Linked DNA regions of Homo sapiens: regions 1 and 2 are each linked to region 3. Evidence: chromatin contacts called from ENCODE Hi-C or POLR2A ChIA-PET data. All regions are on one chromosome and are shown on one strand. Each heading gives the region's core, a stretch centred on a gene start or an enhancer-like site at or near the end of the contact. The rest is flanking DNA. Distances are from core to core; before and after follow the strand shown. Region 1 holds the start of PFKL (phosphofructokinase, liver type). Region 2 holds the start of LINC01694 (long intergenic non-protein coding RNA 1694). Region 3 holds the start of PTTG1IP (PTTG1 interacting protein).

Region 1 (4,998 bases), core at 1,697-4,196, 570 kb after region 3:
AGCCTCCCAAAGTGCTGGAATTACAGGCGTGAGCCACCGCGCCCGGCCTGTTTCAAGTCTTCTAGCTACCTTTGCACAGGTTATTGTGCAAATAGATATCCTTGAACAACGCCCTCCCCTGCTCAACAGCACCAACCCCTGGCCAACAGGAAAGGCGTGACCCAGAGCCACACAGGACAGGACTTGTGGGCTGGCTGGAAGGAACTTGCAAGGTGGCCTGTCTTGTCCCCAACCCCCTTTCACAGAAGGGGAAATCAAGGCCCGAGAAGTCCCAGGACTGGGCAACACTGGCAGGATGGTGAGGCTGGCTGTTCCATACATCCAACAAACGCAGACTTCAGCATTGGGGCAGAAAGTGCCTCCCAGTCCCCACTCTCCTGCTGCCCGGCTGACATAGAGGGCAAAGAGAAGGGCACACTATGCCACAGGCTTCCCCTCGGCCAGGGTCAGCCTTTCTAGGAAGGCAGTGGGGCCCCGAGAAGGAAAACAGAGCACCCACCATGGGGAGCCACACGGCAGCAGCAGTGGTGGCCTGGGAGAGCCCTGCAGACTGCTTTTCCGAACTCATGAAACAGGACTCTGGTTCTGCCCAGAATGTCAGTTCCTCCCATCCTACTCGCCCCAGATCATCCTCCATGAATCAGCCCCAGCCCTGAACTGGGGAAGTGTGTGGAGTCCTCCTCCCTTGCAGAAAACCACCTGTTCCCTGTCCACGCATGGGAGCTCACATACAGAGACGCTGCAGCTGCACGGGGCTTGGGAAGGGAGGACATTTGCAGAGGAAGGCACAGGCCCAACTGGGATGCCATGATCGGCCAGCAGGTGCACTGTGGGCACCCTCCCAGCTGCAGCCAGGAAGCGCTGCCCACTCCATATCAGGCACTGGGGCCAGGCTGAGCAGTTGGAACCCCCAGCTCAGACAGAGATGGGAGGCCCACCCAGCCGGCCTGTCCACAGGGCCAGGAGGGGCATCCCATCTCCAGATCCTCCACCAGCATCCAGAACCGCCTGTCACCCTGGGTGCCCCTCCCCGCTGGCCCAAGAACCACCTGCCAGGCTGGCCCTTCAGCAACCTCCAGCGAGCCCCCCTTCTCTGTTTAGTCTGTGCATGGGGTGGCAGGGGGTGGGGGGGGCACGTGCCACCCCAGGCTCTCAACTTTCCCAACCCTCCACTGCTGATGCTCCCACTTTGCAAACAAGGAAGCTGGTTGGGGACCCTCTGTGTTTCAGGGAACCACAGGTGGGCTTTGGGGCTTCACCAGCCTCACCAAGAAAGCGCCTCCCTGGTGGGCAGGCGGGCTGGCCCCACAGCAACCTGTCTGCCCTCCAGACTCGGGGCCTTTCTTGTCTAATCTCATGGGATGGAGCTTCCCGAGTTCACCCTCCAAGGCCACGGGCCTCCTCTCCCACCTGGGCCCACAACCCACCAGGCCACCCAAAGTGCTGGAATTACAGGTGTGAGCCACCGCACCCGGCCTGCTTCAAGTCTTCTAGCTACCTTTGCACAGGTTATTGTGCAAAAAGACATCCTTGAACAACGCCCTCCCCTCTCGACAACACGGACCCCTGGCCCACAGGAAAGGCGTGACCCAGAGCCACACAGGACAGGACTTGTGGAGCCACACTGGCTCCAGGACACTGCCAGTAGCCGGCAACAAGCAGCAGCTCCCGCTCTTGCCACAGCTGTGAAAAGGGCGGGTGGGCAGCCACCACAGGCCTGGCTCAGCCAGGTCTGAAGGAGCCCCCTCTGCAGGCCGGGGTTCAGACAGTGACACCCACGAGCCACTCCTGCCTCCCTGGCTTGGTCCCACTCAAGGCCGGCTTCCTTCTCGCCTCTTCCTGGCTTCCAGATAGGGAAAAGGAGGGTCAGGTGCCTGAAGCTGGGTGGGGGTGTGTGTCCGCATTTTCTCAACCATTTTCTGAACTCTAAAAGACAGACCAGACCCCGCTGCACAGCCTTGGGGTGCTGGCTGGGCCCCTTCCCAACCCAGCACCTCACTTCTGGTCTCCTAAATCCTCTCCTCTCTCCTCCTGAGGGGTAGGGTAGGTGGCGTCCTGTGCCACAGGTGCCACACTGGACATGTCAGGCCAGAGACACTGGAGGCCGGCAGTGGGCAGGACCAGGCCTCCGGGAGGGAGCGTGCGAGGACACCACGCCCTCAGGCCGGACCCCCACCCAGCTCTGCCAAGTCCCAGTCCCCACCACCTGAGGCCTCCCCAGTACCCCTGCGAAAAGGGTGACAACTGGGCTTTGCTCAATGCCCCGGGCAGCCCATCTCCCCACCGCCCTCTTCCCCAGCTAGACCCACAAGGAAGGCGGCCGCGAGGGCCCCGAGGAGGAGGCGCGGTCCGGGAGTGAGTCCGCCCCCGCCCAGCCGGGAGGAGGTCCCGGAAGCCCGCAGCCTGGCGCCGGCCCTCGGGAGGCACCGGGTCCCCGGGTCGCTTCAGAACCAGGAAGGGCCAGGCTCTGGGGGTGGCGGGACCGGCGCCCTCCGCTCGCGTGGCCTCGGGGACTCCTCGGGAGGTCCTGCCCCGCGGCCCAGAGTCGGACACACCCCCGGGGCAGGGCGCGGGCGGCGCCAAGACCCAGGCGGAGGCCGAGAACGTGGCCGGCCGCACGTAGGCCGGAGACCGCGCCGGGGAAGAGCGGGGGACAGACCCGGGGCAGGAGGCCGGGGCGGGAGGCCGGGGCGGGAGGCCGGGCCGGCCCGAGACCCGGGTCCCGGGGCTCGGCGGGCGCTCCGGAGAGGCCAGGGCGGAGGCGCCCTCCACCCCCTGCGCCGCGACGCGGCCGGGACCCCCGCCCACCTTGCGCGTCGCCGCCGCTGGTCAGGACGCCGATGGCCTTGCCCGCGCCCGACGCCCGCAGCTTCTCCAGGTCCACCGCGGCCATGGCGGCGGCCGAAACACGGGCCCAGCTCGCACTCCCGCCGCCTGCGCCGCGTCGCCGTCCCCGCCCCGCCCCGCGCGCGCCTTCCGCCCGCCCCGCCCCGGGCCCGCCCCCGGCGCCTCCTCGCAGGACGGACCCTGGACGGAGCAGGGATCCTGCGCCCTCGGCCCGCCGGGGCCACCTTCCCGCTGTGCGTTTCTAAACCTGTGCAATGTCACGCGGGCCCTGAGCAGTGAGACCCCCCCCTCCACCCCGGTGGTCTCGAGGATGTGGCCGGGGACCAGGGCGGGGCTGGCCCCAGTGCGGCCGCACGCGCCCCTTCGCCAGCGCCGAGGCCCCGGTGGCACGTCTGGCCCGGCTTCGCTTCTCCGGAGGTTCCTTGCTGTCGGCCGCAGCCACCGCCCCTCCCTGCCCCCCAGGGGCCCTCAGGGCGCCTTCAGGCCTCAGCAGAGCGAAACCCAAACGAGGCGCTGGCGGAAAGCAGCCAGCACTCCTCCCTCCCTCTCCCTCCTTTCCTCCCCTCCTCCCTCACTTTTGCTGGGCCCTTGGGGAAGTCTTGGTTCCCCGGGCCCTGGGGGTGCAGAGCCGGTGTTCGGGAGAGCCGCCTCGTGACCGCACGGTGTGTTCGGTTTGTGAAAGCTCAGCGGGCTGATCGCTAGGATTTGAGCATTTTTCTCTACATATACGGTGGAAATGGTGGCTGTGAATATCAACTACTCCTTATTTAATTGTGAAATGTTAGAAAACACACCGAGAGACTGCGCAAGCACATATGCGTGGGCTAAAAGGCGCTAAGAAGACACCTGTGTCTACCCCTGAGGCATCCTTGTGCTGACATTTTGGGTCATTATTCTCTCCCTTTTCTTACAGCTTCATCACGTGTGTGTGTGTGTGTGTGTGTGTGTGTGTGTAAATTCTTAAACGTACATGGTTTAGCCACAATGAGGTACCACCTCATACCCATTAGGATGGCTACTATAAAAGAAAAACACAGGCTGGGCGCAGTGGCTCACGCCCATAATCCCAGAACTTTGGGAGGCCCGTGGGGTGGGGGGGGGGGGGGGGGGTGGATCACCTGAGGTCTGAGGTCAGGAGTTCGAGACCAGCCCAGCCAACATGGTGAAACCCCGTCTCTACTAAAAATACAAAAATTAGCCGGGCATGGTGGTGTGCGCCTGTAATCCCAGCTATGCAGGAGGCTGAGGCAGGAGAATCACTTGAAGCCAGGAGGCAGAGGTTGCAGTGAGTGGAGACTGCGCCATTGCACTGCAGCCTGGGCAGCAAGAGCGAAACTCCGTCTCAAAAAAAGAAGAAAAGAAAAGAAAGAAAAATGCAGAAAATAGTAATTGTTTCAAGGATATGGGGAGGCTGGAACCCTCATGCAGTGTTGGTGGGGATGTGAAATGGTGTAGCTGCTGTGGAAAACAGGATGGCAGTTCTTCAAAAAATTAAAAATATAATTACCATGTGATCCAGCGATTTTACTCAAAGACTCACACAGATATTTGCACACACATATTCATAGCAGCATTACTCACAACAGCCAAAAGGTGGAAGCACCCAGGTGTCTGCTGAGGAAAGCATAGATGAACACAATGCAGTCCATCCATGTGCTGGAATATTACTCAGCCTTAAAAAAGGAAGCAGATTTCGGCACATGCTACAACATGGATGAACCTTGGGGCCACCATGCTGAGTAAAATAAGACAGACACAAAAGGACAGATACTGTGTGATTCCACTTCCATGAGGTCCCTGGAGAAGTCATAGAGACAGAAAGTAGAGTGGAGGGTGCCAGGGGTTGGGAGGGGAATGGGGAGTGAGTGTTTCATGGGGCCAGAGTTTCCATTCAGGAAGCTGGAACAGCTCTGCAGATGGTGGTGGCAATGGTTACATGAGATGTGAATGCCACTGAACTGAAAAGTGGTCGAGATGATAAATTTATGTTATGTGGTTTTTTTGTTTTGTTTTGTTTTTGAGACGGAGTCTCACTCTTGCCGACCAGACTGGAGTGCAGTGGCGCAATCTCAGCTCACTGCAACCTCCACCTCCCGAGTTCAAGTGATTCTCATGCCTCAGGCTCCCATGTAGCTGGGATTACAGGCACCC
Region 2 (4,612 bases), core at 836-3,335, 720 kb before region 3:
TAGATGTGAGCACACACATGCAAAGACACACACACCAGGCACATGCACACATGCACACAGGAGCGACTGAAACTTACAATAAAGCACGAACAAGTCTACGGTTCCATAGGCGTAGCTCTGTTCCAGCAGACGCTGACCAACTCTCCCATTAAAAACACAACACAAGCTAGAAAAAACTATCTTAAAATGTCTGTTCGAAATCAATGAAGAACTCCTAAAGCAGTGACAATTTTGGGGGCCAAGGTCTGAAAGACGGGGAAAGTAAGGATGATGGGCTGATGCTTGGGGCGGCGTGGATCCGGGCTGACCAATAACTGGGGAAGCAAAAGCTGAGCTGAGCCATGGGAGCCGGACTCAGCTCTCAGCACTCATGGGGCCAAAGGAAACAAAGGGGCCCCGAGAAGCCCCTCAGCTGTTGGTGGGAACCCTGAAGGGGAATCAGCCTGACCCCACCCTCCCAGAGTCTGCAGTTGGGTCACAAGGGCCTCCCTCCCTGGGTGACCACAGGAGCGAGCGCCACTCGGCTCCCTGGAGACGGCACCACTGGTGGCCTGAGACCTGTCCTATGAACATCTGTCACTCAACCAAAAATGCCAAGGGTACAAGATGAAAATCAACCAAAAAAGGTGAAGGAGAAGAAGCAATGCAGAGAAGCTGCAGAGGAGTGGAGGGAGGTGGCCCCAGGCAGGCAGGGGAGTGGGAGGGAGGTGACCCCAGGCAGGCAGGGGAGTGGGAGGGAGGTGACCCCAGGCAGGCAAGGGAGTGGAGGAAGGTGACCCTGGATGAGCAGTGGAGTGGAGGGAGGTGGCCCCAGGCAGGCAGGGGAGTGGGAGGGAGGTGACCCCGGACGGGCCGGGGAGTGACCACCCAGAGACCGGCACCCATGATGAGGGGCTCTTAGGGTGGAAAGGAAATGACCCCCCAGGGTGGGGTGGGAGCTTGGGGATAAAGGAAGGAACGCAGACCCGGGAAAGGGAAGTGAATAAAGAGACGCATACATGGTAGAAAATAATGATAATGTGTCCGGCACGGGGGCTCACACCTGCAATTTCAGCACTTTAGGAGGCAGAGGCAGGAGGATCACTTGAGCCCAGGAGTTTGAGACCAGCCTGGGCAACACAGCAAGACGCTGTCTCTACCAAAAATTTTAAAAAATTAGACTGCATGGTTGTGTATGCCTGTAGTACTGGCTACTGGGGAGGCTGAGGTGGGAGGATTGGTAGAGCCTGGGAGTTGGAGACTGCAGTGACCTGTGACGGTGCCACTGCACTCCAGCCTGGGTGACAGAGCAAGACCCGAAAAAATGAAAAAGAAAATAATAACAATAGTGATTTCCAGAGTTTGACATGCAAGTAGAGTTAAAATACATAAGAACAACAGAACAAAGGGTGGGATGGAATAAAGGGGTGATGTAAATCTTTGGTGGTCTGGTAAGAGATAGCAGGAAGAATTTACACTGGACTTTAACATGGATAACTACTGAATGAACAGTAATTCATAACTGGCAGGCTAAGAGAGGATAAACATGGAATAAAAAATAATCGAAGCCACGAGGAGAAGAAGGAACAGGGAACAAGTAGGAAAAACAGAAAACAATTCATAATGCCAGAATTCAAACGCAGATAATGGAATCAAAACAAAAGAACCAGAAAGTTCAATTCAAAGATAAAGATACACTGGATCCTGCAGGAGACACACCCTCAATGTAAGGCCACAGAAAGATAAATGGAAAGGGAGGTCTGGAAAGCTGGGGTGGCTGCATTAACACCAAGCAGAGGAACCACGGGCAAGGAGCTCAGCAGACCAGGGTCAGCTGGTGGCATGGGGCCCAGCCCACGGGAAGATGCCAGCCTCAAACTACAGAAAACAAAGTTGCAGAGTCCAAGAAAGAAGAAGAGAAATCCACAATCATATAGAAAAATTTAAAACATCTCCTGGTCACCAATAAAGCATGTGTATTAGTCCCTTTTCATGCCGCTGACAAAGACATACCCGAGATTGGGAAGAAAAAAAGGTTTAATTGGACTTACAGTTCCACATGGCTGGGGAGGCCTCAGAATCATGGCGGCAGCAAGAGAAAATGAGGAAGAAGCAAAAGCAGAAACCCCTGATAGGCCCATCAGATCTCGTGAGATTTATTCACTCTGGCGAGAATAGCACAGGAAAGACCGGTCCCCGTGATTCAATTACCTCCCCCTGGGTCCCTCCCACAACACGTGGGAATTCTGGGAGATACAATTCAAGTTGGGATTTAGGTGGGGACACAGCCAAACCATATCAGCATGCAAGGAAAATACTAGCAAGAGTACGCAGTATTTGAATCAATCACCTCACTGATGTTTAAATCACTGCACGTGACAGGCGCATCCCAGGGCAGAGCAGCCGCCAGTGCTGAAATGACGGGGCCATGGGGTGATGGGACCGTGGGGCGACGGGGCTGTGGGGCGACGAGGCCGTGGGGCGACGGGGCCGTGGGGTGATGGGGCCGTGGAGTGATGGCGCCATGGGGCTTCTTGGGGGTACACCCTATGTAACTGGAGAGGATGAAGTGAAGTTACAAAGTCATTTACTTGGCCCATGCCCTATGGAGAGGATATTTCCTGTGGTAGCTGAAGTGTGAACTGCCTTATGCTCCCTGCCTCCAGACCCAATTTTCCTGCCTCAACAGGCGCAGGTTTCCCTGTCAGCCCGCTCTGCACTCCTGCACTCCTATCTGATCACCGGGTGTTATCTTTAAATCACTGTCAGATTTGTGTAGTGATTTCTGTAAGTTTAGATTTTTGCACCCTTGTTCCCAAGCAAAATTGGCTGATGATTTTCTTGTGCTGTTGACGGGGCCCCCGTTTGACCTCATCCAGACCCTATGGACGGGTGGCCATAGGCGGGCCACGGTTGACTGACGGAAATGTGGACGCATTGTTTTCCTCTATTTCAAGCACTGTCATCGTGAACATCCTTGTGCATGTGTGTGTTGTATGTCCACCTGGTGTATTGTGTGTGTGTTACCGAGAATTCTGTGTTCGGATGGATTTTTTAACCGACAAGATCCACAGAGCCAGAGCTCTGAACCAGCAATCTGGGTTCTTGTGACAGTGAGCAAAGAACTGCAAACACCAAAATGTAAGCTTAAAACAAGGTTGATTGAAATTTCCAGTAATACTGTCTCAGAGGGTGTGCAGGCTGATTTCTGAGAAGTGACATCAGCACCTGGTTACAGAGCTCAAGGTGCTTCTGTGGGGTGTGAGAAGTAGCTGAGGTTTGGGCTGAGTGACAGGCTGATGTCATTTGGCAGCTTATGGTGACACAGCTAAAATTAAACTGTGCATATTTTTACCCATAATTCATTAAGAAAAGCCCAGTGTGGGGGGGCCACATGTAAATGTTATTACAGTTTTAGGTCACTGGGCACATGCTGCTCTAGGGATTTCTACCTGTGCCCTGGTTTCCCCTTCCACAGGACATGCTGGCCACAGGTTTCACTTCAAACTCCGTCCCTCATGGTGGAGTTAGGGCGGGCTCGGGGCTGAACTTAGGTGGGCCAGGGGCTTAATGACAGCTTCTCTGTTCTCCTTTTTACCCTCTCCCAGCTGCTGATGTGTGTCTAACTACCTAACACGTCTATGTGGTGTGTTTTTTTGTGTGTGGGTGGTGTGCATGGTATGTGTGTCTATGTGGAGTGTTTTGTGTGTGTGGTTTGTGTGTGATTTGTGTGTCGACATGGAGTGTTTTGTGTGTGTGTGGTGTGCGTGGTGTGTGTGCCTATGTGGCATGTTGTGTGTGTGTGGTTTGTGCGTGAGTTGTGTGTCGATGTGGAGTGTTTTGTGTGTGTGGTGTGCGTGTTGTGTGTGTCTATGTGGCCTGTTGTGTGTGTGGCTGGTGCGTGATTTGTGCATATGGTGTGTTGTGTGTATGTATGTGTGCGTGGTTTGTGTGTCTATGTGGAGTGTGGGTGTGGTATGCATGGTGTGTATGTGGTGTGTTGTGGGTATGTATGCGTGTGTGTGGTTTGTGCATAGTGTGCATGGTTTGTGTGTCTATGAGGTGTGTGTGTGTGGTTTGTGTGTGGTGTATCTATGTGGCATCTTGTATGTGTGTGGTGTGTGTCTCTATGTGATGTGTTTTGTGTGTGTGGTGTGATGGTGTGTCTATGTGGCGTGGTGTATCTGTGTATCTGTGTGTATGTCTGTGGAGTGTTGCATGTGTGTGTGGTTTGTGCATGGTGTGTGTCTATGTGTAGTATGTATCTCTGTGTGTGTGTCCATATGGAGTGTTGTGTGTACCTGTGTATGTGTGTGTGTGCCTATGCGGAGTGGTATGTATCTGTGTGTGTGTCTTATGTGGAGTGGTGTGTATCTATGTGTGTGTCTATGTGGAGTGTTGTGTGTGTCTATGTGGAGTGTGTGTGGGTGTCCATATGGAGTGTTATGTGTATCTGTGTGTGTGTGTGTGTCCATATGGAGTGTTGTGTGTATCTCTGTGTGTGTGCCCACGCATGCAAGGGTTTCTCGGGCAGGGCCTGGGAGGCGCGTCCCAGGCTTGGTGCGCATCTGCCCCGGGGTCCCCACGCGGCCGGGCCCTATAACGACCTGGAAATGCTCCAGCGCCTCTTGCG
Region 3 (4,372 bases), core at 1,642-4,141:
TTAGTGACACCTACCCTTTGAACTTTTTTTTGACTCCAAGGAATGGAACCTTGTAACAAGATGGGATTTATTACAGAAAACACGGCTGCTCTATCAGCAAAAGCTTATGTCAGCAATGGGAACTCGTGTTAACTATTTTAAATAATTTTTATGGCCAGGCGTGGTGGCTCACGCCTGTAATCCCAGCACTTTGGGAGGCTGAGGCAGGTGGATCACAAGGTCAGGAGTTCAAGACCAACCTGGCCAATATGGTGAAACCCCATTTCTACTAAAAATACAAAAATTAGCCGGGCGTGGTGGTGCGTGCCTGTGGTCTCAGCTGCTCGGGAGGCTGAGGCAGAGGAGTCGCTTGAACCTGGGAGGCGGAGGTTGCAGTGAGCCAAGATTGAGCCATTGCACTCCAGCCTGCGCAACAGAGCGAGACTCCGTCTCAAAAAAAAAAAAATTATTTTTCCCAAAGTAGAGGCAGGGTCACACACTCGGGTATTTAAATTCTCTGGGAAAACCAGTGGGGTCCTGGTGAGCATCAGGAAATTCCTTGATTATACTTTTAAGTTCTACCTTTGACCATAACTCATGAACTAGGGCACATAGTTGTCCCCTATGAGAGACACTGGCTGTTTGAGCAATGGCCCCAAAACAGGAGGAGGAGGAGGAAGAAAGGTGGGTCTGGGCGAGGTAATTCAGACAACAAAGGATAAAGAGAAGGAGCTGAGGGAGGAGGGGGAGAAATTTCAGTAGTCTTTTTTAAATTCAGAAATTATTTTAGATAATTTTTGTTTTTCTCTCATAAATACCTTTATTAGAACTTCTTTTGGATGCTTCCAACTACCATAAAAAATAACTCTCCCAAAGATTCCGTTTTATCCTAGAGCCAGCGTTTTCCAATTGAGCAAACAAGTAAATTACCTTGGTGTTCCAATGGTACCCGGCTTTGGTCACTGAAATGTTTTTTCTCAAGTTACGTGAGACCATTTTTCTAAATATAACGAGAGGTGGCACCATAAGCACTGCACAGGAAACCAGCTGGAGTTTCCAAAGATGGGTCCTCCCTGAAGGAGAAAGACTTGTTTTGGATGGACGATTGCCTATGAGTTCTCTTAAGTGACAAAAGACTGTAAGGGAAAATCTGGTTACTCAAGAAGAAAGTTTAGACATGTCAAATTGAACTCAGCTCCAGAGCCTGGCCAGTTTTAAGGATTACAAATTTTGCTTAAGCCACGATTCGCTGCTTCTTTTCAAAGAGAAACTGCTTTCCCCTTCTCCAAATCTGAAGGACAAAAAAGGTTGCAAACTTTAGCAAGACGAACAAAACCTTAACCTCGAAGGATAGTGTTAACCACACACCTGCAAACAGCTGACTCTTTGGAGAAATAACAAACGAAACTCTTGCCTTAAAACCAAGCCTCAACTCCAGCCCTATCAGGTGTGGACCTGGGTAGGCGGAACAGAGTCTGAACCTCAGCCCTGGGAGGCTGCCAGAGACCCCGGCCAGGTTCCCAGGCGGTCCGGTGAACCAAGGCCGCTCCGCGGGTGCCAGCGCTCCGAGTGCCAGAGAAGTGGCTCGGATCACAAGAGGCTGGCTTCGGAGCCATCTGCAGGCGCCCAAATCCCAACCTAAAATCACCACAGGGTCAGAATCTAATGTAAGGGGGGGTTATTCAAAGGCAGTTGGAGGCTGGCCCACCCGGAAACACCGGCTCCAGAGGAATGGAGTCCGCCCTCGGAAGCGGGGAGGGGAAGGGTGCCCTCGGGCAGGCAGAGGCGGAGGCTTTTAGCAGGACCGCGGCGTCCTTCCTACGAGGTGGGCGCAGTCCTCGCGTTTGATGGACGACGGGCAGTGCCTGCTTCAGGGAAGGGTGCGGCAGTCACGGTTTCCCGTCTTCTGGTCTAAGCAGTGCAGAAAACAGGGAAGTTCATCTACAAGGGTCATGAACTAAGAAGGCAGGAGGTTTCTGTCCCCGGCACCGGCGAATCCCGGACCCGAGAAAGGAGCTACGGGCGCACAGAAGCGGGCGGCCCCGGCTCTCGCGGGGCTTAAAGCGCGCAGTGTGTTCGGGTTCACACCTCTAAATGTATTTTTGCCATTTCTTAAGTAGCCTTAAAAATGTCCGTCACTATTTAGTCCTTTTATCAACCGAGGGGCCCGGAAGGCCGCAGCGAGGGCGTCGGCGAGAAGCCATGGAGGAGAAACGGCGCTTCTCTCGGGAGTTTAGGTGGCAGCTTCAGCAGCACACGTTTCAGCCCATTCTGGGGCCGTTTCTAGTGTGGTTAACGTACAAAAATAAACAAATCCCCTAAAAGTCCCACGCGGACATCGGCGGGAGCCCAGGGCCGGACGCCGCGGTGTGGAGCGAGGGCGCCGGCGCGGACTATGAGGGCCCACCGCGCCTCGTCCAGGGCTCACTTAAGAGCAGCGTGAGCAGCGCTTGGGACCGCCGTCCGGGACGCCCGCAGCCCTTTAGGATGGAGGCCACCGTGACCTCCGCCACCGAAGCACCGCGCTCCCCTAGTCCCCTCAGCCGGTCGCCGTTCCCCGCCGCGCAGGCGCAGGAGCCGCGGCGAGCCCCTCGGTCACGCCTCGCCCCTCGGTCACGCCTCGCCCCTCGGTCACGCCTCGCCCCTCGGTCACGCCTCGCCCCTCGGTCACGCCTCGCCCCTCGGTCACGCCTCGCCCATCCGCGCCGCGCAGGCGCACTGAGCCTCAGCCGCTCTCCTCGCTACCAGGCTCCTTTCCTCTATCGCGCAGGCGCACTGAACCTCAGCCGCGCCGGGAGGCGAGCCCGTTGGCGAGGGGCGGGGCAGATGGCGAGGGAGCGGGGCGAGCTGCTTTTTGAGGCTGCGCACTCGCATGGCCCCACCTCGCAGGTCCACTTCCGGCGCCGCGGCTGTTCCGGGCGGAGACCGCTTGTGCTGGAGTCGGAGTTGTAACGCTCCACTGACTGATAGAGCGACCGGCCGACCATGGCGCCCGGAGTGGCCCGCGGGCCGACGCCGTACTGGAGGTTGCGCCTCGGTGGCGCCGCGCTGCTCCTGCTGCTCATCCCGGTGGCCGCCGCGCAGGAGCCTCCCGGAGCTGGTGAGGGCGCCGGGGCGGGCGGGGCCGCGAAGGGGGCGGGGCGGCTGGTGGGTCCAGGTCGGGGTCGGGGTCGGGGTTTCGGCCAGGGCGCTGGGCTCGGCGGGCGGCCTGGGCCCACGGTCGCAGGCAGCGCCCCGACGGAGGCTCCTCGAGGGTCACGCCCGTTTGGCGGCCGCGGGAGCTGCCGTCGCGGCTGGGGCGCGGGCAGGGGAAGAGCCGTCTTTGTCTTTGTCTTTGTTTTGTCCAGTCGCTGCGGCCGCTCCTCGCGCGTGGCCTCGGGTTGGCCCTCGCCCGGCAGGCGGGACGCTTGGCACCTGCGGCCTCCCTTAGCCTCACTGCGACCCCAAACAGCACTCCTCGGGTTCGATCCCGAGCCGGGAAGCCGGCTCACGACGTGTTCGAGGTCGCACAGCTGGTCGGGGGCAGGCCGGGATGGCGGCCGCAGGCCCCTGCAGGGTGATGGGGCCGCGGCCGGTGTGTCTCTACAGCCGCCGGCGTTCACGCCGCCACTCCCTCCCGGCCGCAGTTCCACGCACAGCAGCGAACGCTCGCACTTATGCCTTAGAAAGGAAGGCGTCCCCAAAGCCAGGCTGTAGCATCTGATTTTGAAGCAAGCTGATTGCGGTTCTACGCTGTCCAGACGCGCAGGTGGCATTCTTCATCGTTTATCCCGTCTGCACCAGGCCCTGCGGCCACAGTGGTGACCGACAGCCAGAGCTCCTATCCAAGAGGAGCTGAGTCCCCGGGAGGCTGACCAAGAAAGAAGCAGTGAGGGCGCGGGGGCTGGGGGAGGAAAGTGCATGACAGGAGACTCAGAGTTCCAGAAACCGGCAGTGTTTATAGAGGGTGGCTTCCTGTGGGGCTGGGCCTCCAGGGCCTGGTGGGCTGCGGGAAAATCCAGCAGGTTCTAAGCTGGAGAGTGTCATGGTTGGACCTGTTTCACAATGTCATGCTGGCTTCCGTGTGTGGAGTTTCCAGGTGACCACTAGTGGTGGGGAATAGTGCCACCTTAACTTCAGTTTCCTGACCCTTACAATTAGGGTTGACCTGGGCCCAGCTTGAGGGGCTAATACTTTTCTCAGCTCTTGTTAGCCCAGGCTCTGTCAGTGTCTGTTTAGCATAGTAGAGCACCTTTTCTTTTTGTGACCTTATGGAATGTTTATTCCGATGCAGGATTATTTGTGTTTCTTCTTACCTGCCTCCAAGTGTGCTTAGGGTTTGTGACGTTAGCAATGCAGCTGCCTTGAAGTTTGTTAGTCAAGGAGGCCAGTGGGACTGTACTGGGAACTTTTG

What was found. A loop is a pair of places that touch in the nucleus more often than their neighbours do. ChIA-PET counts read pairs that join two places held with the same protein, here RNA polymerase II (POLR2A). Pooled maps may share reads with other maps.
Region 1: a loop to region 3 is called in a pooled map, with 5 times the contacts of the local background. The contact joins the promoter of PFKL here to the promoter of PTTG1IP in region 3. A Hi-C loop is called at or near these places in 1 of 37 single-sample maps with no recorded cell type and 8 of 50 pooled maps. POLR2A ChIA-PET finds 5 or more read pairs at or near these places in 1 of 52 experiments (naive thymus-derived CD8-positive, alpha-beta T cell).
Region 2: a loop to region 3 is called in a map of naive thymus-derived CD4-positive, alpha-beta T cell, with 9 times the contacts of the local background. The contact joins the promoter of LINC01694 here to the promoter of PTTG1IP in region 3. A Hi-C loop is called at or near these places in 1 of 168 maps with a recorded cell type or tissue (naive thymus-derived CD4-positive, alpha-beta T cell), 2 of 37 single-sample maps with no recorded cell type and 8 of 50 pooled maps.

The regions. Positions count from the first base shown.
Region 1 is chr21:44,298,001-44,302,998 of GRCh38, reverse strand. PFKL (phosphofructokinase, liver type) reads right to left here and starts at 2,946. Exons shown (of 22, transcript NM_002626.6): 1 at 2,809-2,946. The coding sequence starts at 2,893. It overlaps AIRE (autoimmune regulator), which reads right to left. Exons shown (of 14, transcript NM_000383.4): 14 at 4,351-4,998. RefSeq lists enhancers at 781-920, 4,491-4,600, 4,931-4,990 and silencers at 2,254-2,703, 2,724-3,393.
Region 2 is chr21:45,591,127-45,595,738 of GRCh38, reverse strand. LINC01694 (long intergenic non-protein coding RNA 1694) reads right to left here and starts at 2,085. Exons shown (of 2, transcript NR_146912.1): 1 at 2,031-2,085. The region is part of intron 1 of LOC107985485 (a long non-coding RNA gene); the gene reads left to right. RefSeq lists an enhancer at 1-30 and a silencer at 4,568-4,612.
Region 3 is chr21:44,872,209-44,876,580 of GRCh38, reverse strand. PTTG1IP (PTTG1 interacting protein) reads left to right here and starts at 2,891. Exons shown (of 6, transcript NM_004339.4): 1 at 2,891-3,079. The coding sequence starts at 2,965. RefSeq lists enhancers at 1,934-2,611, 2,769-3,269, 3,270-3,770 and a silencer at 2,528-3,177.